2 separate regions of the Homo sapiens genome follow, and region 2 is linked to region 1. A link is a loop called in an ENCODE intact Hi-C map of the cell type or tissue named here. Cell type or tissue: PC-3. All regions are shown on one strand. Links, peaks and the distances in the headings refer to the core of each region. The heading gives the core; the rest is flanking DNA.

What was found. A loop is a pair of places that touch in the nucleus more often than their neighbours do. Peaks named below come from ENCODE experiments on the same cell type or tissue, not always from the same donor. Only the 100,000 strongest peaks of a DNase experiment are listed, where the experiment ranks them.
Region 2: a loop joins it to region 1, with 2.3 times the contacts of the local background. A loop is called at or near these places in 4 of 110 quality-filtered maps.

What each region holds. Positions count from the first base shown.
Region 1 is chr6:45,647,847-45,663,770 of GRCh38, reverse strand. No RefSeq gene overlaps it. Among named protein-coding and RNA genes, the nearest start is that of RUNX2-AS1, 79 kb to the right of the region's middle. RefSeq lists an enhancer at 6,876-8,075. In PC-3, for the core only: no CTCF peak of the experiment used is centred there; a DNase peak (open chromatin) is centred at 7,720; H3K4me3 peaks cover 669 bases; H3K27ac peaks cover 6,300 bases.
Region 2 is chr6:45,439,500-45,455,423 of GRCh38, reverse strand. The region is part of intron 5 of RUNX2 (RUNX family transcription factor 2); the gene reads right to left. Among named protein-coding and RNA genes, the nearest start is that of SUPT3H, 70 kb to the right of the region's middle. RefSeq lists an enhancer at 8,975-9,476. In PC-3, for the core only: no CTCF peak of the experiment used is centred there; a DNase peak (open chromatin) is centred at 9,443; H3K4me3 peaks cover 906 bases; H3K27ac peaks cover 2,995 bases.

The DNA of each region.
Region 1 (15,924 bases), core at 4,434-12,433:
TGCAAGCGATCCCTCGGCCCCGGGGCGGCCCAGCCTCGCCGAGCTCCATTAGTTGGCATCCGAAACATCTGGCAGGGGCTCAGGCTGGGGCCCCAGGGACGAAGCCAGTTTGGTGAGGGCCCGCGCTATGCTGTCCAGGTGGCCGTTCATGGTCCGCAGCTCCACCAGGATGTCCCCGACGTGGGCCTCCAAGCTCGCCGCAGCGGCGGGCCGGGCTCGGGGCGGCGGGGATGTACCCGCGTCCACGGTGCCCTCCTCCCTGCCCGCAGTGCTGGGGCGCGGGGCGCGGCTCCTTTCCGGGCCCTCGGCCGGTGCCAGGACGGGCGGCGGCCGCTCCTTGTCATCCCCGCGTGTGCTGGGAGAGATGGTCGAAGGGCAACCGGGGAGCCAGTCGACCAGACGCGGGGCGGCCTCCGGGGAGGAGGCGACGACTGAGTAGCGGCCTGTGCGCCGGGAGGCGCCGGGGCCTGGGGGCGCCGAGGCTGCGGGGAGCGGAGGCAACAGCGGAGGCAGCGCTGGCGGACCTGGGGAAAAGGCCTGAGGCTCGCAGGAAGAGGAGGAGGGAGATGGCAGGGCGGCGGTGGAGGGGCCTGGCTCCTCCGAGGAGAGGAACAAGGTGGTCGAAGACTGGGAGTCCAAGGTACTGGGCTCTGAATCTGTCAAGGAAGAAACCAGAGAGTCACTCAGGCATGCATGCTCATCAGCATTTATTGTGCGCCAACTCTATGCCCAGCTCCATGCTAGGTGCTTAAACGAATGAGAAGGTGGAAATGTATTTCCTACCCATCAGAGCTTGCAGTTCAGTAAGGAAAAGAGGGTTATATGAGCAGTTAATGACTGGAGAACAAAGTGAAGAGGGTGTGGTACAGAGCCTAGGTACTCAGGGGCAGAGAAGATCAGCAAGTCCAAGAAGGCATCCTGACCTAGCTCTCCACTTGGTCTCGAAAGGTGGCACGGGTGTGAAGACAGAGATGGACGTCCAGGCAGGGGACCATGCTGCAGCTTATTTGGAGGCAATCTTGCCAAGGACAGCCCTGAAGACTATGACAAGAAGGGCCTTCCCCAAGATTGCCAAAAACAGAACTGTGTTAAACAGATGACCCTCCACCTCCCCAGCAGAGCGAGGCTCTCAGGGTGGAGGAGAAAGAGTTCAGGGCCGGGAGCCAGGAGACCTTAGTGCTGATTCTTGCTCTGCCAGAAAATGCCATGGGACCTCGGGCAAGCCCCATCCCTCCTTGGAGACTTGGTTACATCCTCCCATTTATATAAGAAGGTTGGGGCCAATAGCCTCTGGGACCCTTCAGAACAGATCATTCTGCCTTCAAAAGTCTGCAGCTTGAAGCATTGATCTAAGTTCACAGTGGACGCACTTAAAAATCTGGAAGCACTTTACAGACCGACTTTTGTTAGTTCTCCCCTAATCCCTTGAGCTTCCAGGTAGAAAGCAGGTGGCAGCTCTTTGTGACTGGATATGGTAACAAGGTTTACCAACCTCAGATCAAAGGAGCCACATGAATGCGAGCTACCTTAACTGAGCTATCTCAGCCACCCTGGTCACCGCCTTTGGGGAGATGGTCCATGCTCACCCTGGAAACATTTCTGAGTTTTACTGGAGCCAGGTTTGGAGGCTTCTCTCCCGGTTCCAGCTAGAACCGTCTGCGCTTGGCTTTCTGCATTGTCCGTTTGAGTGCCCACCCTGGTGCCCCGCCCTTTGGGGATTCCAAGCTTTTCAAAGGCAGAACTTGCTCGAGTACCTCAGCTTATTATCTTGGGGAGGATGACCTGATGAAAGAGTCAGTGAGTAAACATATCCCCCGCTGCCTGTGAACATGTGTGCTCTCACCCTCGTCATGGGTGAGCTGTTCCTTCATCTGGTGTCTGGCTCAGATTCAGAGAAGCCCTAGTCATCTGGGGAGAGGTTGGTCCCTCATCCCTCCCGACTCCAGTGTCCAACAACGTTCTCACAGAGCTCACAGGCCCCAGATGTTCAGATGTCCAGTTTGTGTGGGAATTGTGTCTGAGGGGATCAGAAAGGCAATTATTCCTTGGGTGACAGCATTTGAGGAGAAGCCAGCAATGTGCCTAAGAGCTTCTCTGATGGAAAAAGTTCATGGGGCCAGGCATGGTGGTGCAGGCCTGCAAGCCCAGCACTTTGGGAAGCCAAGACAGATAGATTGCTTGAGTCCAGGAGTTTGAGCCCAGCCTGGGCAACATGGTGAAACCCCATCTCTACAAAAAACTTGGTGGCATGTGCCCATAGTCCCAGCCACTCAGGAAGTGAGGTGGGAGCATTACTTGAGCCTAGGAGGTTGAGGCTGCAGTGAGCCATGATCACATGACTATGCTCCAGCCTGGGCAATAGGGTGAGACCCTGTCTCACAAACAAAAAGCTCATGGGTACTTTCTGCTGTTGACTTTCACAGAACTGCCTCTCCCCCACCAAAGCTATATATCCCCAGGTGTCTGTGATTATTTTCTTTTATAAACCAAGAATCATGGCTAGTTCTAAGAACCCAACCACTATGAATTGAAAATGATAAAAAAGAAACTCCACAAACTGTTTTCTCTAGTTTTACTTGAGAAATGTTAATGAGCTTCACATATCCAATTCTCGTAGCAGACAATAAAATCTCTATATTAAACCAAATAGAAGTCTAATGTGTAAAATGAAATAGAGGCAAGCACACAGAATATTCTAGGGTAGAAGCAACCTAGAGACCTAATGCCATCATAAAGGTGGTGATAGCAATGATGCTGAGATTTCTCTGGGCTACCAGAGGTATAAGAAAGGTGACCTCGGCTGGGCGCGGTGGCTCACGTCTGTAATCCCAGCACTTTGGGAGGCCGAGGCAGGCGGATTATGAGGTCAGGAGTTCGAGACCAGCCTGGCCAACATGGTGAAACCCTGTCTCTACTAAAAATACAAAAATTAGCTGGGTATGGTGGCAAGCACCTGTGATGCCAGCTACTCGGAGGCTGAGGCAGGAGAATCTCTTGAACCCGGGAGGCGGAGGTTGCAGTGAGCTGAGATCGCGCCACTGCACTCCAACCTGGGTAACACGGCGAGATTCCATCTGAAAAGAGAAAAGAGAAGAGAAGAGAAGAGAACAGAAGAGAAGAGAAGAGAAGAGAAGAGAAGAGAAGAGAAGAGAAGAGAAGAGAAGAAAAGAAGACCTCTACAGCCATTCACTTAATAGGCCCCAGCAAAACCTTGAACCAAAGAGCACTGGCTCAGTGAGGGTAAAAATGTCTCAAAGAAAAATGCTTCACTGTTGTTTCAGCTAAAACTTTAAAACATGTACAAAAGTTGTCAAGACTTAACCCAACCACACTGGTAAACAGAACTGAAAATCAGAATCACTTTTTCACAAGCCACATCACCTCCCAGAACTTTCTCCTGGCTGTCAGGAAAGTTGGTTGCAGCCCTAGCTCAGCTAAAATTGGCTAAATGATTTATAGGTCTCTTCCATCCAAGCTACTGCTCATTTTATCCCAAATTTGGTGCACGAGCTTTTTGAATCAATGACATTTTTATGCAGCTTTGGGGATTGCTACAAAATAATATCACAGTCTTGCTGTACAAACACAGGTCTGTGTGGAGGTTGGGGGCTTTCAGGTGCACAGAGTTGGGTTCCTCAGCCTCCTTAACTCCCTTTCTCAGCCCTCCACATGGTCTCTGGCCCTTAGCCTGCTTTGCTAGCCTTCTGAGCATGAAGACTACATGACATTTTGTGAACCTTTTGTTAGCTAGAATTTAAGCCCAGTGAAAACAGGGACATTGCTTATTTCATTCTCTGCTGTATCACCAGGGCCTCAACAGTGCCTGGAGTATAGTAGATTCTTAATAAATACTTGTTGATTGAACACCATGTAATCATCATAGTCTAGAAACACAACTCTAAATGCAATAAACAGATCCAGCTGCATGTTGTTTGGTCATCCAGCACTCCAGTTATTTATCGAACCTATGCAATATTGGGTACATATTTATACTTTGAAAAAATGTGTTTCTTGTTTATCTGATATTCAAATTTAACTGTGCATCCTGTATTTTATCGGGTACCCTCATAGGAGATTGACATTTTCATCCTGCCTATTTCATAGATGAAGAAACTAAAGCAAAGATGGGTTAAAAGTTTTCACACAATTTCAGAGTTAGAAGAAATCTTTGCTGCCGTTTTGGATTAATTGCTTAAAACGAGGAAGTAGAGGCCAGTGAGAGAAAGTGACTTACTGTTTAGTGACACAGCTGAGAATAGAAGTGAGAACAGAGAGAACAGCGTCTCCTCTCTCCTAGTTATCCCTTCAGGATCCTGATCACTCAGTCACAGAACAAATATGTATAAGAACCTACTGTGTGCCAGGTGCTACACTATATTCTAAGACACAGCCAAACCAGGCAGAGTCCCTACCTGAAGGAGCAGATCGGGCTGTGGACTCTCTGTCCTCCCACAGAGTCAGTGGGAGAGCACACGGGGTGTAGATCTCACCAAAACAGACTGCCTCTCTGTGCATATCAAAACCCAGATGGCAGATCAGATTAGGGCGGAAATCCAAAAGAGCTGCACAGCAGACATCCACCAGCTATAGTTAGCACTGATTTGCTTATAAAGCTTTCACCCTCATTCACAAGAAGGTGGACTAGAGGCTGGCGGTGAGCCATTGCCACGCAGCAGTTGAGTGCAAACTTTCTACCACAGCACTTCTTTCTCTCTGCTTTGCCACCCCCATCCCCCTCATACATATGGTTGGTTTTTGAAGGGAGAGATGCTGCTTCTTGAGGTGAAGGAAGTGGGATTTAACTAAATATTGGTTATTCTGGTTCCTTCCACGTCTAGAAATATCTTTGCAAAGGTCACTTGAAAAAAAAATGTAACTAACAAGCATTTGAGAAGTGTTCAGGCTCTCTAGAAATTTTTTTAAACCTGCAAATTAAAATAATAATGAATTACTATTTCTCACTTATAAAATTGTCAAAGTATTCTTTTGCTAACGCTCATTGTGAACAAGATTGCCAGGAGAGAAGCATTCTAATATACTGATTCTAGTTGAGTAGATCAGTACAGCCTGTTTAGAAAGCAACTTAGAAACATGTATGATAATGTTTAGTGAGAAAGGGAAATTGCCAAATCACATTATTCAGATGAGTGCCACTGCTTACAGGAAAATGTGTACAATAAAGATTGGGAGAAAATACATGGTGATGTTAGGCATGTGAGGCATGTACTGGGATTGTAATTTTCTTAATTTTCAAAGATTTCTGCAGTGACTATGCATGGATATGCCTTCCCTCATCACTGACTTTTGAGCCCAAAGTGACTGCTTCCTACCAAGCCTAGTATCAAGGTCTTCTGACCACTTTCTCTTCAATCTTGTTGCTGAGTTAAGCTGAATAACTTGGCTGGTAACTATGCACCTTGAAAGTCCAGTTGTTTGGGCATTTTCTGGGGGGATGGGGTGGGGTTCAGTTAACTTTTTTTACATCCATTTAGTATTCTCCACCACTGACACCCCCCAGCCTGGGGCTTAGGCTTCCTCTGTGGAAGAGTTGAAGTGTGCATCTGGCTATGGGAACATGTGGCTCATTTGCAAATAAGAGTTTCAGACCCTCTCCTTAAAAGCTATTCCTTTCACTGTCTTCCCCTTCTCCATAAATGGCCTTCTGTGTGTTCAGCCAAACACCCAGGACTAATCCTTGACCCTTCTCTTTCCCTCAATTCCCACATCCAATCTGTCAGCAATTGTTGTCAACTCTACCTTCAAAATATACCCAACATCTGACCATTTCTGTCTCTAGGCAGTGGCCCAGCTGTTGATGGCTGAGCTGAGATCAGAAAACAGGTCTTCTGAGTTCCAGGTCAACACTTTCTCTGCCACACCTAAAGCCTACTAGATTTGGATGGACTATTTAGAATGCATCTCCCAACCCCTCTCAGCCACTCCCTATGACTTGCCCCAGGAAAACCCTTTGCCTAATTCTTGGTCCCCCTTTAATACATTTTAGGTAATATCTAAATTTATTCATTGATTCATTCAAGAAATACTTATTGAGCACCTACTGTGTGCCAGGCAGGATGCTCCATAGTGCACAAAACCAAGCCTAAATTCTGTCCTCATCATGGGACAGATGATGTGCAGAAAATAGTCATACAAAACAAATGTGTGATTGCAACAGTGACAGAATCTACATGTTATAAGCTAAACATACAAGAGGAGGATAAAAAATCCCTTCTAAATATGAGGATCTGACCTCTGGAAGGTTCTTTGAGGGAACTCTGCTTGAGTGGAGTTCTGAAGGATTAGTAATTAAGTAGGAGGGAGGAGAGAACACTGAAGCATGAGCAAGGGCCTATGGCAGGAGGGAGTATTGCAAATGTGTGGAACATCTGGAGAAAGCCAGTGTGTCTGGAGTGGAGAGAGCCAAGGGAAGAAGGCATGAGGTATAATGATGCTCAGGAGAGGAGTACTATATGATTTACACTGCCAGTTATCACTCAATATCTATTCTCCCCTTCTTCCTCCATTTTTGGTGGGCTATGGCCACTTGGAAAAAAATATTATTACATTTTCCAGCCTCTCTTTCAGCTACCTGTAGCCATGTGACTAAATTCTGCACAGAAGGATGCAAGTAGAAGTGCTGTGTGCAATTCCTCCTTCCTGTGAGCTGAGATTTGGTTGCAATGGCTGGAGCTCAAGCAGCCCTCTTGGATTGTGAAGTGAAAACTGCATACTAAGGATGACAGAGCAGATAACTCAAGTAGTCTGAGTCCCCCATCACTTTAAGGAGTTGCTGTGCCAATCCTCACTGGTTGAAATGCAGACTCTTCACATAGAAAAGAAAACCTTATCTATTCAAACCCCTATTAACTTGGGTTTTCTGTCACTCATAGCCAAACCAAATCTTGATCTACATGACCTTGTCAGACTTGTTAGAGGTTTTGCCTTTATCCCAAGAGCAATGTGAAGCTTTGAAAGAGTATTAAGCTTAAATGTGCATATGCGTGTATGTGTCATGATCAGTTTTATATTTTGAAAATTTTACCTGCCTGCCGGTGGCAGGTTGGGAAGACAAGGGTAGAGAGAATAGAAACAGTAGAAACAGGAGGTTGCAGTTGCAGGTGAGAAATTATAAAATGGCAGTGGCTTTTGCTAGGGTTGTGGCTCTGGAGATACAGAGAAGTAGATTCTAGAGATAGTTGGGATGTGGAAACAACAGGACTTACTATTGTTAGGGATGTGACGCAGTGTGGGGAAAGAAGGCCTCAGAGAAATGGGTCCCCTACCTGGCTGGGGCTTCAGTGCAAGGTTCCAGAAATCCTGGCTCCAGAAGGGGAACTTTCCCTTTCTTATTCTTTGGAATATGGGTGGCCCCTTCCCAGCCCACACCCAGCCCTCGAAAATAGCTCAGCTCTGACACACCTCACCAGAGGCAGCCCTCAGAAACATTTTCCCAGGAACCTGGAAGGAGGAGAAAGTCGATAGCCTTGGGGGACTGGAAGAGAAGAGGAATGGAAAGAGGAACAGACCTGTCTTCAGGAGAAGCAACATCTCCCTGCACTGCAACCAGGCCATTGCCTTTGATGGTTCAGACTTGGCTAAGTTGCTGCCTGCTCTCTTCAGAAGCACCGGCATACAAAAGGGAGGGCTGAGTGTCTGATGAACTCAGCCCAATAATATTCACTTCTTTTATTTTCCAGGAATGTCATGAGACCCACAGGGCAATCTTCTGGTTTTAAGACCTGGTGAGTCAAGTCTACAAATACCTCTGACTCAATCTGATCCCAAGTTCTCACCAGGCATCTCCTAGGAACATGGCTCAGCAGGAGAGCTGGAACTGACCAGCCCTCTGCAGGGAACAGGAGGGTTGGTTTCTCTGCTTTGGGGTTTGGGGAGGGAGGGGGTGAGAAGGGCTGGCTGCAGTGGAAATGATGGGATTCTTGACTTGACACTGACCATGCTCACAATAAGAGCTGACATTTATTGTGTACTCTCTAACTCCAAGCCATGCGTTATCTCTTCTAATCTTCACAGAAAACTAGAAGTGGTTTCTGTCATCAATCCCATCTTACCATTGAGGAAATTGAGGCTCGGCTATGTTAGGAACCCTGGTCACTGGCACAGAGCTGTGATATGAACCAAGGCAGCTGATGCCAAGGCTATTCCATGTGAGGGAGGGCATGTGCTTTCTAGAGTTTTTGCAGGCATGGGAGGAGGACTGAGGAAAGCTAATATTTGAGGAGGGTCTGCTACACTCTAGGCCAGTTATATGCCACCTTGACTGCACATTAAAATCACCTGGGGAGTTTTATAAACACTATCGGTGCCCCTGACCAATTAAATCAGTATCTCTAGGAGTCATACCCAGACATCCTAGGTTTTAAAAGTTCTCCAGGTGATTCTAATATGCAATAAGGTCTGCTCAATAAAAGCAAGTTTCATGTTTTTTATTTTTTTTTCATTTAATGACCCTATATCCATTTGTAAATGGGGAAGCTGAGGCTCACAGAATTTGGATGGCTTGCACAAACCCCATGGCTGATAAGACCCATGTCTTGATCTATATCTGGCTGATTCCAACACCCATGTTTGTTCAGTTCATTCCATTCTCTCTCATATTTGGGCATCCTCTATTTTGAAAACATGTGATTTTTTTCTATTATAAATTTCTTTTACAATTTTCATTTTGTTTGTTCAAGTCCAAGTGCTGTTTAGGTCAGCTGCCTGAGAGTAGCAATGCAGTCTATAGCCACTGAGTCAGGAGGGTTGGCCCAGGGGCAGCTGAAACCACGGCCTTGGCTTCATCCAGGCTCTGCTGCAGCCAATGGACCAGGATCTCCGAAGAGATGTCCAGGAGCCCTGGCTGGGAGGTGCCCACTGACTCTCCCAGGCAGAATACTGGCCATCTTCTGTGGCTTTGACCCCTAAGGGGCCACCATCTGAGAATGAGAAGGCCCAGCCCTGGGGAAATCCCTAGTCTCTGTTTCTAGCAGTGCTAGTGATTTCCCAAGGAGTGACATTAGAAAAGTCATCACACATTTATTTCTGTATATATCATTCAGAGCCTAATTTTCTGGTGGCTGAGGGTTGAGCTCATCAGAAACAGACTTCATCATCAATTGATAATAAAGCCAAGTCAAGACAAGGGAGAAGGGCAGCCATCCAGATGGATTCAAGCAGCCAAGAGGTGCTTCTGCTCAAAGACTACCTTTAAAGAAGGGAAGAGAAAGAAGTGAGAGCAGATACCTGTACACCCATGTTCATAACAATATTATTCACGAGAGTCAAAAGGTGGAAGCAACCCAAGTGCCTATCCATGAATGAAAGAATAAACAAAATGTGGCACAAACATACAATGGAATATTGTTCAGCTTTAAAAAGGAAGGAAATTTTGATATATGCTACAAGATGGATAAACTTGGAGACCTCTGCCAAGTGAAATAAGCCAGTCACAAAGGCCAGTACACAAAACATTGTATGATTTCTTTTGTATGAAGTTCCTGGAGTGGTCAAATTGATAGAGACAGAAAGCAAAATGAGGGGGAGTTAGTGCTTAAAGGATACAGAGCTTCTGTTGGGAAGGATGAAGTTCTGGTGATGGTTGCCCAACTGTGTGAATGTACTTAATGCCACAGAACTATGTACTTAAAAATGGTTAAAATAGTAAATTTCATGTTGTGTATACTTTACCACAATAAAAAGGTGGAGGAGAAGTTTGACACCTTAATTCACAATTTTGTCCAAGCACTTGAAAGATCTATATATGGCATTACCATAAATGTTTATAAAATGGGAATGGGAAGAGCTGATAAAATAAATTGCTATGGAGAACATGATAGATCAGGTATGGGTTAAGCACCCCGGAGGCTCCTGAGGATGAGGATTACTTACCCAGTCCTGGACTCTAACTAAACATTAATGCCTCCTCAAAGATGTCTGGTTTTTTAGTCATCAGGGTGTCAAATTCTAGTAAAATGGCTTTGTTGAGACTGTGTGGATGCAGGTTGGGAGAAAGTAAAGTCTAGAGCCTGACACTTTCAGAACCACTCTTACACTCATCTGCATTATAAGCAAAGTGTTGCAACCTCCAAGCATTTCACAGCCAACCTTCTGGCTCAGGTCACTCATTCCCACTGGCAACACTGGCAAGTGTTTGGGTCAAGAGCTCCATGGTCCTCACCCAACTTCCAGACACCTCATCCCTTTATTGCTCACCCTACTCCAACTATTCCTTGAAGGCACCAAGCACATTCCCACCTCAGTGCCTTTACACTTGCTGTTCCTGCTGCCTGAAATGCTCTTCCCTCAGATATCTGCAGGCTGTCTCCCTCATCTCCGTCAGCCTTCACTCAAAGTCACCTTCTCAAGTGTGCTTTTCTGGCCACCCTAGTTAAAAGTGCCACCCTCCACTCTACCACATCATCTTCCTGTCCCCCTTGCTCTGACCACAGATGCTATCACTGTTCCACTCATATCCCCAGGGAATATGCCAGTGGAGGAAATTGCATGTGCAAATGCATGAGGCTTGGAAGACTGTGGCCTCAAAGGCCGTCTGAAATGGCTGGAGTGGAGCGTCCATGGGGCTGGGGGACTTCATGGAATGGCTTAAAGGGTAACGGAGGACAGAAGGTTGAGGGAGTTTGTCTACCAAGCTAAGGAATTTGAACTTTAGCAGGCAACGGGGAGCCACCAAAGGGTTTTAAGTAGGAAAGTAATAGATTTGATTTGCCTTTTAAAAAGATTACTTTGGCAGCCAGTGGAGTGGAGGCTGAAATGGATGGGATGAGGCTGGAGGCGAGAAGACCAAATGTAAAAGTAACATCTTGAACATTGATGAGCTCAAATGATGTTGCAGCAGAAGTGAACATAAGAGTGACATCCAGCCAGCCAGTATTGGAAGCAATTTTTTTTTTCTAGGAATAGATTGAATTTCAGCAAAAAGAAACTTTCCTGCCACCCTTTATGACAATCCTGTGAACGCTGGCTCCTGCCCTCATTCAAGTTGGCCACCCTTGGTCTTTCATGCATCACCATTCAATAAAAGCAAGCATGGGTTTTATGGGATTGTTTGGAGAGCCCTGAGCCAAAGTTTTCTACTCACTTAGGCAAGGCTGTTCTGCCAATTCTTAAATTGGCTGTTTTTTACATATAGGGTGTGAAAGATATCTCTATGCATCTCTAGGAACACACCCATTTGGAAGGAGACATATGTGACTATATATAATATCTTTATGTGCTTTTTGAAGGGATGTTTATACAACTTGCATATTATTTGGCATGAATATTTTTGTAGAATGGAGAAAGGGAGAGACAGCATGAGAAAGCTATTCCTATGCCATAACTGACTTTGGCTCATGAAACGAAATGCAAAATAGATTATGTTCCTTAGCAATGCCTCCTGGGTTGAATGGCTCCCAAGTCAACCCACTTAATCCTTCCTCCTGGAGGGTCACTCACCTTTGAACCTTCTTTTCTAAAACTACCATTAAAAAAAAATAACAATGATGTAGCCCAGTCCAGGCCCTACTGAAACCCAGGCTCCCTACCCCCAGAGGAAGAGCTCACCAAAAGAGTCATCTAGCTTCTAAAACTCGGGTTGCTTGAAGAACTTGATGGAAAGAGCAGGGTAGTAAAAGACAGCATTTTGGCTTTAACAAGGCTAGGAAGCCTAGAGTTGGGCCAGCTGTATAGTCTGAACTAACCCAAGAATATTAGAAGCCGGGGTCACATGGAGCTAGGACACCACCATTAATGTGGGGAGCAGAGACAGTCTGGCGAGGAGCGGAGGGAACGACTGCAGCCCCCTGCTGCCAGCTCCCACGTGAGTCAACCAGGAGGACGGGGGGACAGCTAGGATAGGCAGGCAGGAGGACTGATCCTGCAGGGTGAACGGGCAAGCTGCGCCCAGCCGTATGGAGTTCACTTGGGCCCTCTTCACACCATCAAGCTCCAGGACTTCCGGGGGGAGCCAAGGGTGACAGATGTGTCAGCCGGGACAGGCACCTCAGAGAAAAAGCCTCCTTGGTTTGTTCCATGGTGTTCCCTTGCCAAGTCCCCAACCCACACTGAGCAACCAAGCAGTAGGACACCCCATCTGGAGAGGAGGGAGGTGATGGCTCCATTCCCCAAAGCAATAGGCAGCAAGGTTTCCGACAAGGATGTTCAGTAAGTCAGCGGAACTGGCTGAGTCCTCTAGCACCTTCCATTTGCTTGGGGAATAAAGTAACACTGCCCAGCCCTGGACACACTTGGTAAACATCTGGTAAGAGGATAATCCTATTTCAGCATTCCATGGTGCCCTGGGAGCAGACGCTGGCTCTTAACAATTGATGCCTCTGGTGTCTGTTGCCACCTCTTACCACCATGCCCTTGCACTTAGAAGCAAATAATCCCAAGAGATGGCAGGGCCATATTCAGTTCCCTAGTTGTCCCATCCAGGCACTTTTAATGCCCAGTCCTTTCTCCTAAGAATTCCTCTGAGACCAGAGCTCCCAGCCTTGCCACTGTGTCTCTCCCTCAGGACATCTTTTCTAATTTGGGTCTGAGCTTTTCCATTCCTTCATTTCATGCCATTCCTTCTAATGATAACCCTTTGTGCCAGGCTCAATTACATACAAAGCTTAAATGAGCAACCCCAACTCTAAATTTGGCCCTGTCCATTGAAGGGGGTGGGGGTGGTGCCTTGGTCATTTGGCTTTGCTCAAAAAGAAAGATGCTACTCCCCATGGGGAAACAACGCCAAGGAGAGGGGGAAAATCTTTTGCAGAAATAAAAATCTAGAACGAAGAAACATACCAGTGCTGGCTGTCCCTGGTCACTGGGGCTTGAAGCTGCTTCTGCATCTTCAGCCAGGCCTGTTAGGACTCTTTGTCCCACTACAGGCATGCAGAAGCTACAGACATGCTTTGATTTTTCCTTTTAAAAACATCCTCCGATCTGACCCTACCTATGCTCTCCCTGCAAGGTTAGCAGAGGGTGAGATGAGAGCATTTGCCAGGAATTTCCTGACTTCTGTGAGTTTTTCTCAAGATCTAGTCATGAGTCAACATGATATACTGGGACACATGGTGGAGCTTGCAGTGGCCTCCCCTCCCTTCTGGAACTTTAGGAAAACCATGTCCCTGCTGAGTAACCCTGGGCAAAAATCCAGAAGGCCCCCTCCCTCTCCCTGACTCTCCCTCTGTACAGTCCCCAAGTTAGAGGAGATAAGGGAAATATATTTACAACAAACTTGATCAGACTATTAATATTCTCCAGAACTACACAAAGATCCCTGTTTATGCAGCTCACCTCCTTTCAAAATTAAGCTCTCTTGTATGGTTCCATTGCTCTTTATATTTTGGGCATTTAGAAAACCGGAGGAGGGGGTGATGAGGAGAGGAATGGAGAAGAAAGGAGAAGCATTGCCCAGATTCACAATGACAAGATCCGAGACCCTAACACACCCTCTGAGAGGCCCAGGTGAACTGGGCTGCCAGGTAGGTAGAACTATCTATGCAATTTTATTGATGTTGACAACCCATCTGAAATACTCAAACGAAGTAGATTCATTACAATTTCATGTGCGAGTTCTGACTACCAGAACTGGCTATCCTGGCCAGTGGAGTCCAGCCATGATCAGTTTCTGCTAGTGATAGTTTAGAATTACCCCTAAGAGTTTGGGGGAGAAGCTCAATAAAAATCAATGACATCCTTCGATAGATCTTTGAGTTAAAACAAATGGAGTGCTACCATGAGACTGTTAAATATCTGTGAAGCTTTGCCTCAACCCGGGTTAATGGGAGCAGATTCTGGGAAGCACTTTGCAAACTGTTAGATTGTAGCAAGGAATTGTTGGTATCACCATCGTTGAGGTTCACTAGCTTCAGCTCTTTGGGCCGAAGAAGATGAACGTCTTTTATGAATGTAGCATAGACTCACACCTGCAATCCCAGCACTTTGGGAGGCCAAGGTGGGCTGATTACCTGAGGTCAGGAGTTCGAGACGAGCCTGACCAATATGGTGAAACCCCGACTCTACTAAAAATACAAAAAAAATTCACCGGGTGTGGTGGCAGGCAGATGTAATCTCAGCTACTTGGGAGGCTGAGGCAGGAGAATTGCTTGAACCCGGGAGGCAGAGGTTGCAGTGAGCCGAGATCATGGCATTGCACTGCAGCCTGGGCAACAGAGCAACACTCTGTCTCAAAGGAAGAAAGGAAGGAAGGAAAGAAAGAGGAAAAGAAAGAGAGAAAGAGAAGGAAAGAAAGAAAGAAGAGAGAGGGTGGGAGGGAAAGAAAGATGAAAGAAAGAAGGAAGGAAGGAAGAGAAAGAAGAAAGAAAAAGAAAGAAAGAAGAAAGAAAAGAAAGAGAAAGAAAGAAAGAAAGAAAAAGAAAAGACTTTCTAATATCCTTGAGAATTTAGAGGTGAATATCTTTATTCCTGTCTTTCAAATGCAGAAACTGAGGGGCAAAGACATCAAGTGAGTTTCAGGCATTGAGGAAAATAGGACACAGCACCTCCGACCCCTTAGGCCCTTTATCTCCTTCTAGCCCAAGACCCTCAGGAAGGGTCAAGGCATCCTTAGTTGTGGAAAGCATAACTTGGGAAGGAAAATCTCAACTTGAAGGAAAAGCTTGCTGAGGAGAGAGGCCCTGTTTCTCCTCTCAGCCTTTCCTGTGTGCTGGTATCAACTGTCCAAGTAACAGATGGAGGTGGTAGGGCAGGTGGGCTGCTCTGCTGTCCCTGGCTGTGCTGGGGTCAAACTATCCACTCTCCCCATCGCAGCTGCCAGCCTGGCACGTTGTACCACCTGCCAGACCTGGTTCCTGAGGCCACAACAGAGTTCTCATACTTTCTACCATTCTGAGGGAAAAGTGAGATCAATATTTTCCAGGGCTCTTTCAACTGAGATGAAGAAGGCAACTGTCCTCTTCTCCACAGGCTTTTCTCCCCTTTCCTCACTTCCCCTGTCCTCTCACATGCAAGCACACAGGCCCATGGTCTCACCACCCCGGAAAAAGACAGCTCCCAGTTTCCTTCTCATTATGGGAAAAAAAATTCTGAATGGCTGCTTTTTCACATACATATAACAGCAAAAGGAGAACAAAATGAGGCAAAGAAGAATAAAATTTTAGTGAACTATAACTTTTATATTTTTATTTAAAAATGTTTATTATACATTATATTTTATTATATATTTTTATTATTTCTTTATTTGTTCATTTGCTTATTTATTTGTTGTAAGCCAGCAGAGCCTTTCCTTCTCCCAGCTGACCGTTTTCTACCATCTGCTGTCTGCCTGTTGAGGTGCAGGCCGCTGGGAGAGGCTTCCTGGAAGCAGAGCTTCCCCTGAAGCAGAAGTTCCCTGGATGTACGCAGTGGAGCCCAGGCTTTCTGTGAGACCCAGACCCAGGCCACTTTCATTGGCGGGCTCTGGAAACATTTTCTTTCAAACGCTCTGGGCTGTAGCTCACTTACACATAAAATGAGCAAAACAACACTCTTTCCCACAGCTATGCCATGAGGTTTAATTGTTGCAAATTTGTGAAGTGTTTTAAGATCCTTGGATTAAAGAAGTTATATGAGAAAAAAATGTTATTATAGAGTGGAATTCTGCTTAGTTGTCATATGTTTCCTGTAACTCTTCCCCTGTGTCTTATATAACTTGGAACAAGTAGTATGAGCTATGAGGCCTTCAGAAAGCCTTTAAGTAATTTCTTGGCCTGCTTTCTTTACCTTTTAAAAAAAATTCTTCTTCTACTTTTCCTTTTTTTTCTCTTTCTAATGCAGCCAAAACTTGTTCCCCTCTAATCTGTATGATGAGAAAGGAAGTTGCTTCAGTTGGGGTGGGCCCTTGTCCACGTGAGTACTTCCTCGTCTCTCCTCCCTTCCTCTCCCTTGCCTTTGCTCCCCACCTACATCTCTTCTTTTTATCCTCATATACAC
Region 2 (15,924 bases), core at 5,662-13,661, 210 kb after region 1:
CTAAAATTACCTTCTTTTAATTACCAAGCTCACCAAGAACAAAAGCATCTAAATATCAACATTAGAATTTTACTGGAATATAATTATTTGTCAATTAAAAATGAAATAAAACTTAAAAAAGAAGAATTTCCCTGAATTTCTACAGTTACTTTGTAAGTTGTATAGAGGTCTTGGGATTTAAGATGCTATTGTACAAATAATATTTTCTAACGCAGTTGTTTTAAATAATTTCTAAACCACGAGCTTTCCAACAGCCTGGCCACATTTATGTGGAGGAGAACGGTGAGACTATGTTTTCTTTTCTTTTTTTTCTTCCCAAAGTCTCACTGTCGCCCAGGCTGGAGTGCAATGGCACGATCTCGGCTCACTGCAGCCTCCACCTCCCAGGTTCAAGCGATTCTCCTGCCTCAACCTCCTAAGTAGTTGGGACTACAGTCGCCTGCCACCATGCCCAGCAAATTTTTATATTTTTAGTAGAGACGGGGTTTCACTATGTTGGCAAGGCTGGTCTCGAACTCCTGACCTCAAGTGATCCACCTGCCTCAGCCTCCCAAAGTACTGGGATTACAGGCATGAGCCAGCATGCCCGGCCTGAGACTGTGTTTTCCTGAAGTGAAAACTATCAAAATCCATTCTAAGAACTGACCAAATAGCACCAGGAATAGAAGTAGGAATAGAACTCAGCTATGGTTCAGCTGGAGGACCTCATTGCTGTAACAAAAGTACATACACACACACATACATAGATAAATACCTACATACATACATAATCTTCTGATAGACTTTTTGGAGCAATTTGTCCCAATTTAGAAAGGAATGAAAGGAGACATTTATAAATTAGCCGGAAATGCCACCTATTCCTTCAAACACAAGGATTTCTCCCTTCCCCATAAAAGTTTTTGTTTACAGCTAAGAGATGACTCATCCTGTTGAGTTCTTAGCAGAGAGGCATTTAGCAAAAGTGGTAATAACCAAAGGCATCTATCTAGATCATCAGATTTCCTTCCTCTGGTCAGTTTGTGCCACAAATCTCATGCTACGAAAGCTACATTTCATCCTTCAGTGTCAGATTTTTTCCAATTCAGTTGCAAATTTTTATTTATTTATATTTCAGTTTTCCTAACAAGAGAATAAAGAAATGGTGCCTCCATACCACAGAAGGGCTTCTCCACCTATATCTGACAGTGGGTTGACCCTCAGCAAGAATGAGTGGTTGGGGCTGGTATGTCTTGCAAAGTCCTTTTCCATTAACTTACTTCCATTCAAATGCTACCACTGGGCTACGAGGTGACAAATTAACTACAATCAGTTTCTCTATTCACCATCCTCAGCATAGCTCCAACACAATCTAGAATGAAAGCAAAGGAAGAGGCATCTCTCCTTCTCTTCATTCAGGCTATTTGGCTCTACCAAGGAACTGCTGCACCAGGTCTCACAAAATATAGAACCAATATATAATATACAGAAAGGGGACAAAAATATGTTCTGTAAAAAATAAAATGAATGTTCATCCTGCGTTTTGGACCATCAGTGCTTTCCTAATTATACAATCCAAAAACTCTTGGATCCCTGGCCCCAGCAAATTTCCTTGCTATATCAGATCTGTGCCAACAATGTAGACTTTCATAAATACCCAAAGAGAGTCAATGTGGGGAATCTCCTGAGACATGATCAAAGCACAGGACCTTCACTGACACACTCTCCAAACCATCCACTTTTGTTCCCTTTGAATCTCAAGACCTTCATAAAAGCCTCCATCCTTCTTGATTGTGCTTTAGGCATTATCATGGCCATGTGTCCAGCCTTCTAGAAAGCCCTGACCACTGAAAGCTCTCACTCTGTCTCTATCACAGTACCTCTTAAGGAAAGGGAGACTGGTTTATAAGTCTTAAGTAAAGTCCTCAGGGGAGAACAGATAATCAAACACTTTTTGTGGGTATACCAGTGGGTGTTCTGTTGCTTCAGATAACCTAGTATATCCTCAGTTTCACAGCTTATTCCTCAGGAAAACAGAGCCAGCCTCAGTTACTGCAGAAAATATGGAACTGGCCCTCCACTGTCCCCACATAGGTAATGAAGAGACCTTTCCTATAGCAACGTGTTTGAGAAGAGCGTTCTTTTTTATAAAGATAAACAACAGGAGGAAACCAAACCTCTCTCCAGCTGATTTTCCTTCCCACTATCAATCCTGTGGCCTCACAGCAAAAAAGGAGGGCCACTAATCCCCTTTAGGTTGGCTTTTCCCATGAAGAGACAGCTGTAGCTTTTACAAATCTTTAGAAGAGGTTTGAAAATAAATCATCTTGGGGGGAGGGGTGGGGGAGACCCAAATGTAAAAATCATAAGAAGGACATCAGAAGTGCCAAGGACCACTAAGAAAATGTCATGGACAATGAAGAAAGGAGGGCAGTGGAAGAAAGCAAGTTGTGACTTCTGACCCATCTTCAACTGTGGGTGGTTCTCCACCAGTGATGGTGCTTTGGAAGGGTAAAGTGTAGTGGCTAAGGGTCTAAATGTTCTTAATGAGCCATGGAGCCCAAGTTATTTTGGGAGGAAAGAAAAATAGGCTTTCTGAGTATTTTTCCTTTCCCCTAGCCTGGCACCACACCCACTCAGCCTTCTTCCTTGTTGTGTCACCTGTTTCGAAGTCTGTTTCTTTGGTCTCTTGATTATTTTTTTCCCTTAGAGAAAATTGTATGCACTTAGTTCAAAACAAGAACTCATCTAAAACACTGTGCTCGTGTGCATGTGTGTGTCTGTGTGTGTGTGTACATGCTTTGTTTCTCATCGTTTCATCAATGAGCTATCAGTGAGTGCTTAAAGCAAACCATGTGCAGGTGTACTAATTAATTATTACAAAAGTTGCTCAGACAGGTATTTAATAAGCAAAAGAATGAATTAAAAAATAAACTTAAAAATACAAACTCTGATGCTTGGCTTCTCCAAGAAAAGTTAACCCTGAAAACAGGGCTCTTTCTTTCCTGCAGCTCCAGCTCCAAAGCTGAAAGGAATGGTGTGTTCAGCCAGCCTTTCTCAGACTTGCTCTGCTCAACTTCACTTCTCTGCCAGTCTTTAAATGCATGAAGGTTTCTGTTTTCAGAAATAAATCCTGCCTATTTCCTCTCTGTTTCCTTCCCTGTGACAATAAATTCCTTGAGGTTGATTTTTGGATTGCATCACTCAAGCTCCAGGTTATACGAACTTTGGTGTCACCTGGAAATGTTTTTAATTTCTCCCCATAGGGAGGAACAGACAAAAATGAATCAATTTCATAAAGCCCCCTACCTTTTCTATCTGGAATATACAAATCAAATGAACGTGGGTTTTTCTAACAATAAAACATTATCCCCCTCAGTCCAAAATTAATAATGCACCTATTCTGATTATCAGTAACAATTTTTTGATCATATGGCAGATCTGTTTCTCTTTTTGGTCATATTTTTCTCAATTAAAGATTCTAATGGCCACAGAGTCAAGACAAATTACCCTCATTATTTATGTCCACAAACCTCTGCGAGTCTGAGCTTCAGAATTATAATGGAAAACAGAAATCATGCCTTTGATTTTGAAAGCAGAAAGGTGGCACTTTGTTGCACTTTATAAACACACAGAGAATCACTAAAATGGAAGGTATTTGAAAAGCCCTCCATTCAAGCCCTCATCCTTCAGCAACCTGTACTATTTAACAATTCTTATAGTCAAGAAGTTCTTCTTTAAATCTAACCTAATTCATTTGAAACCTATTCTTTCTCTGACCTTGCCAGAAACAAAACAGCTGGTCACCATACATAGCTTAATAACTCTCATAATTTTGAGTCTGTTATTAAGTCATTTTTCAGTCTCCTCTTCTTGAAGCTAAACGATCCCAAGTCTTTCAACTTATCCTCATAGGTTCAATTTTACAAGCCTTTAATCATCATCAATGCTCTTCGCTAAACATTCTGAAGTTTTCCATGTTGCTCTTATGTTTTGAAACCCAGATCACCTTCGGGATTGCTTCTCATTGTCCACATAAGCCAAGGCTTTACTGCATGATACATAGTCCTAAGAGAATCTACTTATATAGGTAGCCTACAGCTTTGTTTGGGTTATTTTTAGTACAAGCCCACTCCTATTGCTCTTCATCTAAGAAAACATGTTATTCGGGACCCAGAATTCTTACGGAGCCCCAGCTACAGACAAGCCATTCCCCCTCCACCTCCTCCCACTCGATTTTTCTCACCAGAGCTCTTCAAGGTCTTTCTCAACCTGCTTTCCCTACCAATTTGGGTCTTGTGGTCCTCTGCTATAAAATAAGTATCTAGCTAATCTGATTTGATTCACTTATTTAAACCAAGTTGTTCACCAAAAATGGCTTAGAATGTGTTATCCTTTGTAGATAACATCTATGAACATCCTGTCCTCGAAGCCTTAACTCGAAGAAGAATCTCAGGCACCTGGTGAGAATGATAAGAGAGTGGTTTGGGGCCAGGAGGGATGAACATGAAGAGTCCTTTTGTGCTCCTCTAATTACACCACACCAGCCTTGGGTACAATTATAAACAGCCACTTTTGGGTGTGTGAGTCCAGTCTACTTTTTTTGCAACCTCTTCCCAACCATGTAGGCATTGCTAATGCCCTCTCACCTTGCAAAATTAGATATTAGATTCTGATACTGACTGTGTTCAAGGTTTGCACACAATGTACCTTTTGCCTTGATGTCTCTTCCCCCAACTCTTCCTCAAACTGGCTTCTTCTCACCCTTTAGGTCTGTGCTCCGATGTCATCTCCCCAGACAGGCCTTCCTTGGACCACTCTTCAATAGGTTCCATCCTGTTCCCTCCCACTCCATTACTCTTTACTATGACATCAGTTCCCTTTACAGCACTTATCACAATTTGCAATTAGATGTGATTATAGAGAAATGTTTGTTTACTTGTTTCTTGCCTTTTTTCTCTACAGAATGTAGGCTCCTCAAAGGGAGGATCACGCCTGCCTGGCACCTGGCTAACAGTAAGCACTCAAAAGTAATTTTTTGAATGAATAAATGTTCCCATGCCGGAAATATTTACATTTTAAAACACATCTCTAATTGTCACCAAAAAAAAGGCTCTGTCAGCTATTTTAAAGGGAGATGGTATTTTCAGTGGTGGGACAGGGTTGGGGGAGGAACGGATCTTTCTCAGATCCATCTAGTCCCACATCATTCAGGCAGCACAGGCCCTTCACATCACAGAGGCAGCCATTAACTGGAAACAATTGTCGGTTCTATTGTCATGCTCCTTTTCCTTACAGCAATTATCCTCATTTCCAGTTATTCGCTCTCCTTTGAGCTTCAATGTGGTCATGCCATTCTGTAGCATTCCATCATTTTCCTGATGTTATTTCCCCAACTTCTGTTATCTTTCATAACAGTACCAGCATTATCTATCACAGAATATCTGGGAGATACACATCACGATGTTAGTAGTGGTAATCTTGGGAGATGCAATTATGAGTGATCTCTGTCTTCTTCTTTGTTATTATTAGTTTTTATTTTCTAGTGTGCAATTTTTTCACTTGTGCAATTTTTTAAAGTTAATTTTTTTTAAGTACTAAATTCATTTCACTGGTATTCAAAGTAAGATTCTATTGAGGTTAAGTTATACAATGTATTATTTTCATCTCACAAAATTCAGTGTTTTCAGCTGTTAAAATGAATTCAATACTCATTCAACAAACATGCCTATGTCCATGAACTGCATGCCCACTCTGTGCCAGGCCTTATAACTTTGACTTCTGTACTATTCAGCGATGCTACTGCAGCATTAAGCATGCTTCTTATGTAACACTGCTTCATCACATCAACCAAGAATCCCCTGGGCCCAACACTTACACAGACTTGACAAACGGCAACAGGATAAACAGGAAAATATCTGGAATCCTTGCCTGTCTCTATAAATCATCTGCTGACTTGCAGAGTAACATAGGACAAATGAGTTCTCAGGTGTCCATGCCTCAGTTTACCTATGTGTAAAATGCATAACGCCTCCCTCAGAGAGATGTACAGAGAATCACTGAGGTAATGTCTAAGCATTTGGAACTCCTTGGCAGAAAGGCGCTACATAATTACTAATTGGTATTTAAGCTGCCCTTCATGTGTGCCAAGTACTTTATGATCATTCCTTAGGAGTTACTCCCAGCTACTTTGTGAAGTTGCCTTCATGTCTATTTCCATTTGAAAGATGAAGAAATAGAAGTAGAGAAAAGTTTAGTGGTTTGCTTAAGGTCACAAAGATGGCAATGAGGTCTCAAAAGAAGAATTCCTGAGTCCTCCAATCCCCTTAGCCATAAGGGAATCCACCTCTTAAACACAAACTACCCTTACAGATTAATTCCCTGTTAAGCTACTCTGAAATAGCCTTCATGGTAGAAAACACATTGTCACTTGTTTTTGTAGGCTGGAGTAAACAGTGAGGGGGTGAAACAGAAACCAAAGCTCTAGAATTAGTAACCCAGACTTCACACTCACCCTTCTTTTTACACATCTATATTTCTCCTCACTTCTTGTAGAACAACCTGCATTTGGTACCTTCATCATCTCCTTGAAGGGCCCATCTTTGCCTACTAATAATTTCCTGGGCCAATCCTAAGGAGGCATAAGGCCCAGATTAATCATCCTGAGTATCCCCCGCAACCAAAATACATGCTAGCGTTTTTACCCAGATTGTATCTCATAAAATTTAACTCCAAGGAGGTAAATGAGAAGATGAGAATGCATGTTGTGGAGGGTGCATATGCATTCTGAGAGTTCACGGCAAGGCAGAAAGCACCAGCTTGCTTCAGTGTCATCTGATGTCTTCCCCACCTGCCAACTACTGCACAACCCCAGGAAGACACACACCGAGCCAGCACTGGAGTCACCCCATCCACCTTGCCCAGAGCTAGTCTCACCCCAGATCGTGGTCTCCTGGCCCTTTTAAACCATGTTCCTCTAGTCCACACATTATTTTCTTCCCTCTTCTTAATTCGTTGATTCGTTTACCCTACAAAAGACAGCTCTTGTGGTTCTGAGTCCTGTACTCTCACCAAAATGACAGAAACGTGTGGACACCAATATCTAAGGATTCCTGCTCCGGTTGCTCAGGGAGCAACAGCCACATGACCTCTGCAGAGCAAGTGTAATGGTGGAGTTCTTTAACATAAATTTGGATAAAAAGTTCCAAAGCAACTCAGTGCCTGCCCATGGCAAAAGTGTAAAATAAGGGATTTAATTTCCTCCCCGTTTGCTTTCTCCTCTGCAGGAACATTCCCTCTGACCTCCTCCCCACTCACTGACCCTAGACCTCTCCAGAGTTCTCCAGAGTGACAGGAGCTTAGAAACATTTCCCTTCCACCATCTTTCATGAATATTATCTGTCCTGTGTTCCATTTCCTTAAATACTACTCCAGCTAACCTGATAATAATGACCTGAAAGTTTCAATACAAAGGAATGACTGGAAGTGTGGATCTCAGGCACTCAAAGCAGACAGGCTTTCAGCAGAACGCCTCTCACATCACCGCATGTTGGCAGCAGCTAACACACACAACTGCTAACATTTTCAGGAATAAAAACTCTCTGAGAGTTTCACACTAACAGTTTCTCATTGAAGGAATTACTGAAGGATCTACATCAAGAAAAAAGCAAACTCAACTTAAAAGGAAGAACTAAGGTGAAAGAAGGAATGATAAGCAAATGAATCAATAAACATAATGGATAAATACAAGTATAAACATTTTTTAAACACCGATAATGACTAATCCAGGAAATATAAAACAAGGATCTACTAAAATATCAGATAACGACATTAGAAGAGAGGGGGTGAGACTGCAGTTTAAAGAATGCTAAAGTTCTTGTATGGACAGAGATCATGATTAATTTTAATAAGACAAATATACATATTAAAATGGTAAAGATAATACTAAAATAAAAGAAACACATTCAATGATAACTTGCAAACCAATAGAGTAGGAAAGCTAGCATGTATCTAGAACAACAGAAAAGGAATACTCTGAAAGGAAAACATTTGCAAAAGAGAGAGATATGGAAATACAGAACCCTAAAACTCTCACCTTTCAATAACAAAATCTTGCACTCTTAAGAGTATATCAGAACTGGAAAGCATCAGGAATGCTCATTGCTACAGTTGACCTGCAGCAAAACTGTGATGCCTGAAGTTGGCAACCACTGGCCTCAAGGCCGGCAAAGGTCCTGCCTGCTGCACACTGCCACTCACTGTTTACTTTCTAGTACCCAGGATTTCACTGACCACTCCTCCCCTATCTTCCAAAACCTACTTCCCAAAAAATGATTCTATGTCACTTGTTTTTATCTTAATAAGAATTTAAGTCTGAGTTACCTTTTCCAGGGGTGCTTGGGTTTAAGCCTTAAACCTAAATTTTAATGAAGAGTTTTGGTCTTCCAACAAATAGATTTTCACCACCAGTGTGCAGTAGCAGAGAAATTATGAGAACTGGAGCCCTTCCTTTGCTACTTACAAACACAGTCTTTTATTTTAACTGTTACATATGATCTTGAATTAATATTTTAGACCTAAATGGTTTTTATGCCTTTTCTTAATTTCCAAAATTACTTGAACAAACAAGAGCAATTAATTATTTTTTATACCTGCTTAAATAAAAACTTTAGAGATTTTATGTGAAGGCCAAAGATGTTCTTTAGTTGACATCATAAATGTATCCTATAAAAATGCTAGGTATGGACAGGTATGAATGGGAAAAGCAATACAACAAATCTTTTTTTTCCCTGCTATTTTTAAGTATGTCCTATTCACTGGTCTAGTCTTCCTTGAAGAAATTGCCATGGCACAAACAAAATAGAGGTGAACAGAATATTTCAGTGATCTATCAGGAATTATCTTTCTTGAGAACGAAAGGTCATTATTATTTAAAAAAAAAAAAAAGAGAGACAAAAAAAGGGGGGGAGGGGAACCTCTTTCTCTCAAGTCCCTGTCAAGTCCCTAACACTATTTTCAGAATGAATGATCTCTGACTTACACTAAGATACAAACTACTGACACATTTGGATCAAGCATGTATGTGTTTTTAGAACACATATCACTTGAAAACTTGCCATGCTATATTTAGTTAGAAGTAAATATATCAACTGGAACATATGCATGTGGAAACTGTGCTCTTGCTGTGAAAGCTACAGCACCTTGTTAACACAAGTCCAATACAATGAAAACGCATATTCAGAGCTGGGAAGCCAGGGAAGAGTGCAAAGGAGGGACACGAGCATGTTTTAACGGCTGTGATAATTTGCCATGAAAGGATGTTAATGCCATAGCTCCTTGCTGCAGCATGCCATGTGCTGCTGAATTAAATTACTGCCATGCAGTCTGCGAGCGAAGGAATGTGTAAACAGGCCATATATCCTTGCATCAGTTCCACAGAATGTTGCACAACACAAAATGCCTCTCGATGTGTCATTTCCTTCTTGGCTATCTTCCCAGCTCCTGACAGCCAGTCAACAAAAAAAAAGGACTGAAAGATATTTAAAACTGGTCTTCTCAAGAGCACATTCCACCAACCACCAGACATAACCTCCACCAGCGCTTCTGACCCATCCCCCCGCCCCCCTCATCCTTCTTGAAGAAAGGGAAACAGAGAACAGTGGGGTTTTCTTACTGTTATTATTCTCTTAAGTTAAAGATTTTCAACGATGTTTTATATACTGGTAGCCAAGTGATTAATATCTATGACAATCAAATTGCTGCTTGTATTTGCCAACTTGTAAATATCAAAACATGGCATTTACCCATAAATTCTATTCCTTGGGCACTTCGGAGACAGTGAAGAACCCAGGGGAAGTCTGAAAGTCAGGAAGTTAAGGGCTTCTCTACTAATGCTTTGTGCTAAGGACTAAAACCCAGGCCTGCAGCATCTGGGGCATGGCACAAAGGCTATCAAGGTTTTTTCAAATCATCCTCACAGACTGCAAGAATGTGAATGCAAGAACTGTGTCCAGAAGAATCAAATAATCTTAAAAAATACATCTGCTGTCCCTCTATCCAACATATTTTACATGTACCCTCACCTTATTTCACATGTGACCAATCTCTAAATAAGCATCTTCCTGGGCCGGGCGCGGTGGCTCACACCTATAATCCCAACATTTTGGGAAGCTGAGGCGGGTGAATCACCAGGTCAGGAGTTTGAGACCAGCCTGGCCAACATGGTGAAATCCCGTCTCCACTAAAAATACAAAAAATTAGCCAGGTGTGGTGGCACACACTTGTAATCCCAGCTACTCAGGAGGCTGAGGCAGGAGAATCGCTTGAACCCAGGAGGTGGAGGTTGCAGTGAGCCGAGATCCCGCCACTGCACTCCAGCCTGGGAGACAGAGCAAGACTCCATCTGAAATAAAATAAAATAAAATAAGCATCCTCTTTTGGTAAATAAGCAAAAGTCATGGGCTAGCCTTTGGCATAAAAAGTCTATTCCTTCACCCAACTAAGATGAAAAGTAATGGAGGATAAAAGCGAGCTGCCGCTGACATCAGCTGGAATGAGGAAGAGAAAAATGTCAACCCCTCCATTCTCTCCACCCTTCACCAGGCTGGAAAGCAGTCCCAGAACTAGGTGGAACAGCGTAAGAGAAAAATGAGATGATGTCTTGCCTACACCACCTGTTTCGTTAAGTCTGTTCACTCAAGTTTGTTAAGGTAAAACTTCTGCAATTGGACATGCCTCAAAAATACAGAGAAATAAAACTTCTCTGAACAATTACAGATTTGTTGATGAATTGGGCACAACTGAGAATAAGCAAACAGGAAAAGAAAATAGTTTAGCTGCAGGACCTAAGCCTAACAAGCTGAGTGAAGCAGGATACTAAGGCAAGCCTAGAAATACCAACAGTACCCTATACTTCCAGATAACCTCTCACTAACCTAAGCCCCAGACCCTTACTGAAGCTACACACAAAGACAAGCAGAGAAATGTTGCAGCCATGTACTCTGAGCTTGCAAGAAAGGAGCTAGATCACCGGAGGGAAAAAGGCAGAGCTTCTCCTTTTTCCCACCAGGTTGAGACAGGTGGCTGGCTGATCAGTGGTGAATGCCAGTGCCCTGGCAGGAAGTACACAATTCACAGCTTTGGTCTCTCCTTGAGAGTAAATATGGTTTACCTACCTGAGACCCGACACACAAAAATTTTTAGAAACCCACTCACATGTGTCAGGCAGTAGGTTTGCCAAGGTGCCAGCAAGCAAGAATTTCAAAGTTGGATGATACAAAGTATAAAACCTCTAATCTTGGCCAGGCGCAGTGGCTCACGCCTGTAATCCCAGCACTTTGGGAGGCCGAGGCGGGCAGATCACCTGAGGTCAGGAGGTCGATATCAGTCGGCCAACATGGCAAAATCCCGTCTCTACTAAAAATATAAAAATTAGCCAGGCATGGTGGTACACACCTGTAATCCTAGCTATTTGGGAGGCTGAGGCAGGGTAATTGCTTGAATCTGGAAGATGGAGGTTGCAGTGAGCCTAGATCAAGATCATGCCACTCCATCTCGAAAAAAAATTTTAAAAATTGAAAAAAAACCTCTAATCTTAACCATCTGAGGATTCATAAGATATTTCTGCTACAGACTTGTCATGTTGCTGGGCAAGGCTCATACTTCTTTTTGTTCAAACATCTAATGTTCTTCTCACTTGAGTAGTGATCTGCTAATACCAAGCACCACAAGGGAATACCCACCACTAATTCATCTGATATTTACCAAATCTGTTCAATTCAGAATGACACTACGATTAGACTAGTAAATTTGGAGTATTTTCTTTGAATGTCCCCTAGATTGAAAAAGCCAAGAGTCCTTTCAGAAGATGGCACCTTGAAAAGAATTATTTTTCCTGTTGTGACAATGACAACTGCCAGCTAAGCACTTATGTAAGTTGATGACATTGGTGTCATGAACCACATCCCCCAACATTCACACCATTGGTGGTTTTTTTCCCTTAAATCCAGGCTGCACCTGTGTCTTGCTTCAACCAATCAAATCTAGAGGAAGCAATTCCATGCCAGTTCTGAGCCTAATCCTTAAGAAGGCCCAACATCCTTGGGTGCAGTGGCTCACACCTATAATTCCAGCTGCTCAGGAGGCCAAAGCAGGAGGATCACTTGAGGCCAGGAGTTCAAGACCAGCCTAGGAAACATAGTGAGACCCCATCTCTACAAAAAATGTAAACATTAGCCAGGTATAGTGGCACTTACTTGTAGTCCCAGCTACTCAGGAGGCTGAGGTGAGAGGATGGATCACTTGAGCCCAGGAGTTTGAGGTTGGAGTTAGCTATGATCATGGCACTGTACTCCAGCCTGGATGACAGGGCAAGACCTCATCTCAAAAAAAAAAAAAAAAAAAAAAAAAAAAGCAAGGCCTGAGAACTCTCACTTTTGTACCTTAGGGAGCCCTGAGCTGCCGCCATGTGAGAAGTCAGACTCAGCGGGAAAGACCACATGGAGAGGCCACGTGGAGAGGAAGAGGATCCAGGATTATATGGAAAGAGATGCAGTGGGGCCTGCTGTTGCATCATTCCAGCTGAGCCCAACCATGCAGCCATCCCACCAAGGCATCAGACACATAAATGAAGCATGTGGGATGTTCCAGCACCAGCCACTATCTGATTGCAGCTACATGATAGACCCCAAGCCTGACAAATAGAAAAACCATCCAGATGAACCCCAATCAACCCACAGAATCATAAGAAATAATAAACTGGATGTTATATTCGAGGGTAGTTTATTATTTAGTAATAGACAACTAAAAAATACAGCAAGAGAATTTAAAGTATCCTATGTAAGCTTATTTACTTTTTCCATCCTCTGCACAACAAATAATACCTTCTCCCATCAGTCCTCTTCCCTAACTCTGAACCACTTCTATAGAATATGATGTTGCTAACCAAGTTTTCACATTCCTGTAGAAATTATTTAAATCAGACTGGAGGTGGAACCAAGTCCACAGATGGAACAAGGGATCCTAATAGAAACCGATGTTTCAAAGAGCTAGGTATCTAAATGCATTACTATTGCTGCTGCTGCTACACCACTTCTCCGGCTGACAGTTGTTCTTCAGAGCTAGCTTGCCAACAGAAGGTCAAAATGCCTTGCCTAAACACAAGACTTACAAATTTGGGATCTTAAGTATGATGTCATGTCTTAAAATGATAAGCTGGCAAAGAAAATAAATGGCATTTTGTAAAGATGTGTACCATTTTCATGTTTACGCTACTTAAGATGAAGGTTCTAATAAGTCATCGGCTATGTTCCTTTAAAGGGAAGTTTTATAACCGAGATGAATCACAACTGCAAAAGATCAAAGTTAAAAAACATCAATGATGCCATAGGGTACTTTTTAATCTTGTAATGAGTGATGATCATGTGCTCTTATGAAGTTAGTCCAACTGCCAACGCCAGATGTGTATATTAAGAAAAGAAGTTGTTTGTGATGTGACAGCACTGGTTCAGCTGCCAGAGACAGAAAACATAGAAGGATGAAACCTTTTGGATTTTTGAGTGAAAAGCAAGTCTTGGCAGATGTGTTGATAGGCAAGGCCTCACAGTGGGGTACTAGTGCCATAGCATCTGCTCTTGGACTTTGCTGCAAACAAATTAAATTTATCATCAGTTCTGCACAGCTTTCCCTGAGGAGCATGAATATCTGCTCAGGCATAATTTATAATACTTATTAGTGTCATTTACTAATGAGCAAAAATTAGTAAAGTCATCTGCAGGGGGAAAAAAGTAATATACTAGAGAACAGAATCTATAGATGTTATCTGTTTCCTAGAGGCATACCATAAGCAAAACTCTACAGCCAACGTCTGACACTAAAGAAAATTGATGTAATAATAGCTGACACTTAATGAACACTTACTACATGACAGTCACTGTGCTACCCATTTTACATACATTACAATATTTAACATTCTTGCAGCAACTGATGAGGAAGGTATTATCATTCTCACATAAAAGATGAGAAAACCAAGGCAAAGAGAAGTTAGGTAACTTGCCTGCCTCCATACAGTTAATAAATGATGGAGTTGGGATTTCGATCCAAGCAGTCCGACATAAAGACCCAACCAGTTAACCCAGAATTTGTCCTTGTTCAAACAGCTGAGCTACCAGAAGCAGGCTTTTCAATATATATTCAGATCTTTAGAGGAAGGAGTGAAATTCCAACAACAGGAACCGATAGTACAAAATCCTCAACTTCAAGCCACTATAAGTGATAAACAGAAGTATACTACTTTTATGACTAATAACCACTAATTAAGGAATTATAATTTGGGGGAGAGGAGGCTAAACAATTGCATATAAATTGTTCCACTCCCCCTGCCCCAACACTGCCCCAGGAAAGCCTTTTACTAAAGCCCTTCTCTGTTAAGGATCAATAAAATAAGCCACTTTGAATAAGCAAGGGTTGACAAACTACAACTTGGCCCACCAATTATTTTTATAAGTAAAATTTTAGTGGAATACAGATCGAGTATCCTTAATCTGAAAATCCGAAATGCTCCAAAATCTGAAAGTTTTGAGCACCAATATGATGCCACAAGTAGAAAATTCCACACATAAGTACATAACACAAACTTTGTTTCTTCCACGAAATTATTTACATATTGTATAAAATTATCTTCAAACTGTGTGCATAAGGTGTATATGAAACATACATGAATTTCATGTTTAGATTTGGGTCTCATCACCAAGGTATCTCATTATATACGCAAATATTCCAAAAATTAAAAAAAAAAATTGAAATCCGAAACACTTCTGGTCCCAAGCATTTTGGATAAGGGATACTCAACCTGTATAGCCATGACCATGAATGTATGTATTTGCTTATGCTGCTTTTGAGCTACAATGGCAGAGTTGAGTGGTTGTGACAGAGACCACCATACGGCCCACAGAGTCTAAAGGATTTGCTATCTGGCACTCCGTAGAAAACGTGTGCCAGTCTGTGTTCTAGAGGATCTCCCATTTAACATTATATGCACCAACTAATCAAACTCCTATTATACTCACTGTTTAAGAAAATTGGAAATATTGTGCATTTCCCACACCTGGGAGTGTCAAAATTAAAGAACCATATTGAGAAGAGGGCTATGCTACAAATATTCAATGCCCAGGATGGCCAAGAACAGGGAGGAAAAAAATAATCCAGCACAGAATCCAGGTTATAGGATTCAGCTGTCGCTCAAAGCAGACCCATGCTTCTCTCCAGACACTGACTTCGTCAAGTCACCCTATGATGTCAGGAAAATGACCCCGCATTTTCACCGATATTTTCAGTTAATAAGAAATGTTACTCAGGCTTATCTAGGGCAGGTGGCCTACCACTTGCAGATCTGTATCTGCTTCCACCGCCCACCCTGGGCACCACACAAAGCTTGAACTCAGGTCCCACGTATACCACCTGGCCCCTCTACTCCTAACTCTCACTGCTTTCAGAGCACTTCTCTGCCTTTACAAGGCAATTCTCTGCCTTTATAAATTAGTCTATTGACTAATTTGGACAAAAACCTCTCTGAAATAAGGTACTGCTATGCACACTTGAAACAGAAGTGACTTTTCCAAAGCTACCCTGCCTTCTCACTTATTGTCATATCGTTCAGAACAGGGAGCACCTATCCTTCCCTCTTTCCTCTCCCAGCCATCAACTTTTGAGCATCAACTCTTGTGTGTATGTACACATATACACACACAAACATACACACACACATACACACACACACACACGCACACAAACACACGCAAATGGTTTTTCCAAGAACTGAGAAAAGCAGCTGAGATCAGCAGGAAATATCTTTAAGAGATAAGTATTAGCGGTGCTACATTTTAAAAACCAACTATCCTGCTATGTGCATTACTAAAATGGACGTCCTGCCTTTTCAGGAATTCCGGGGCT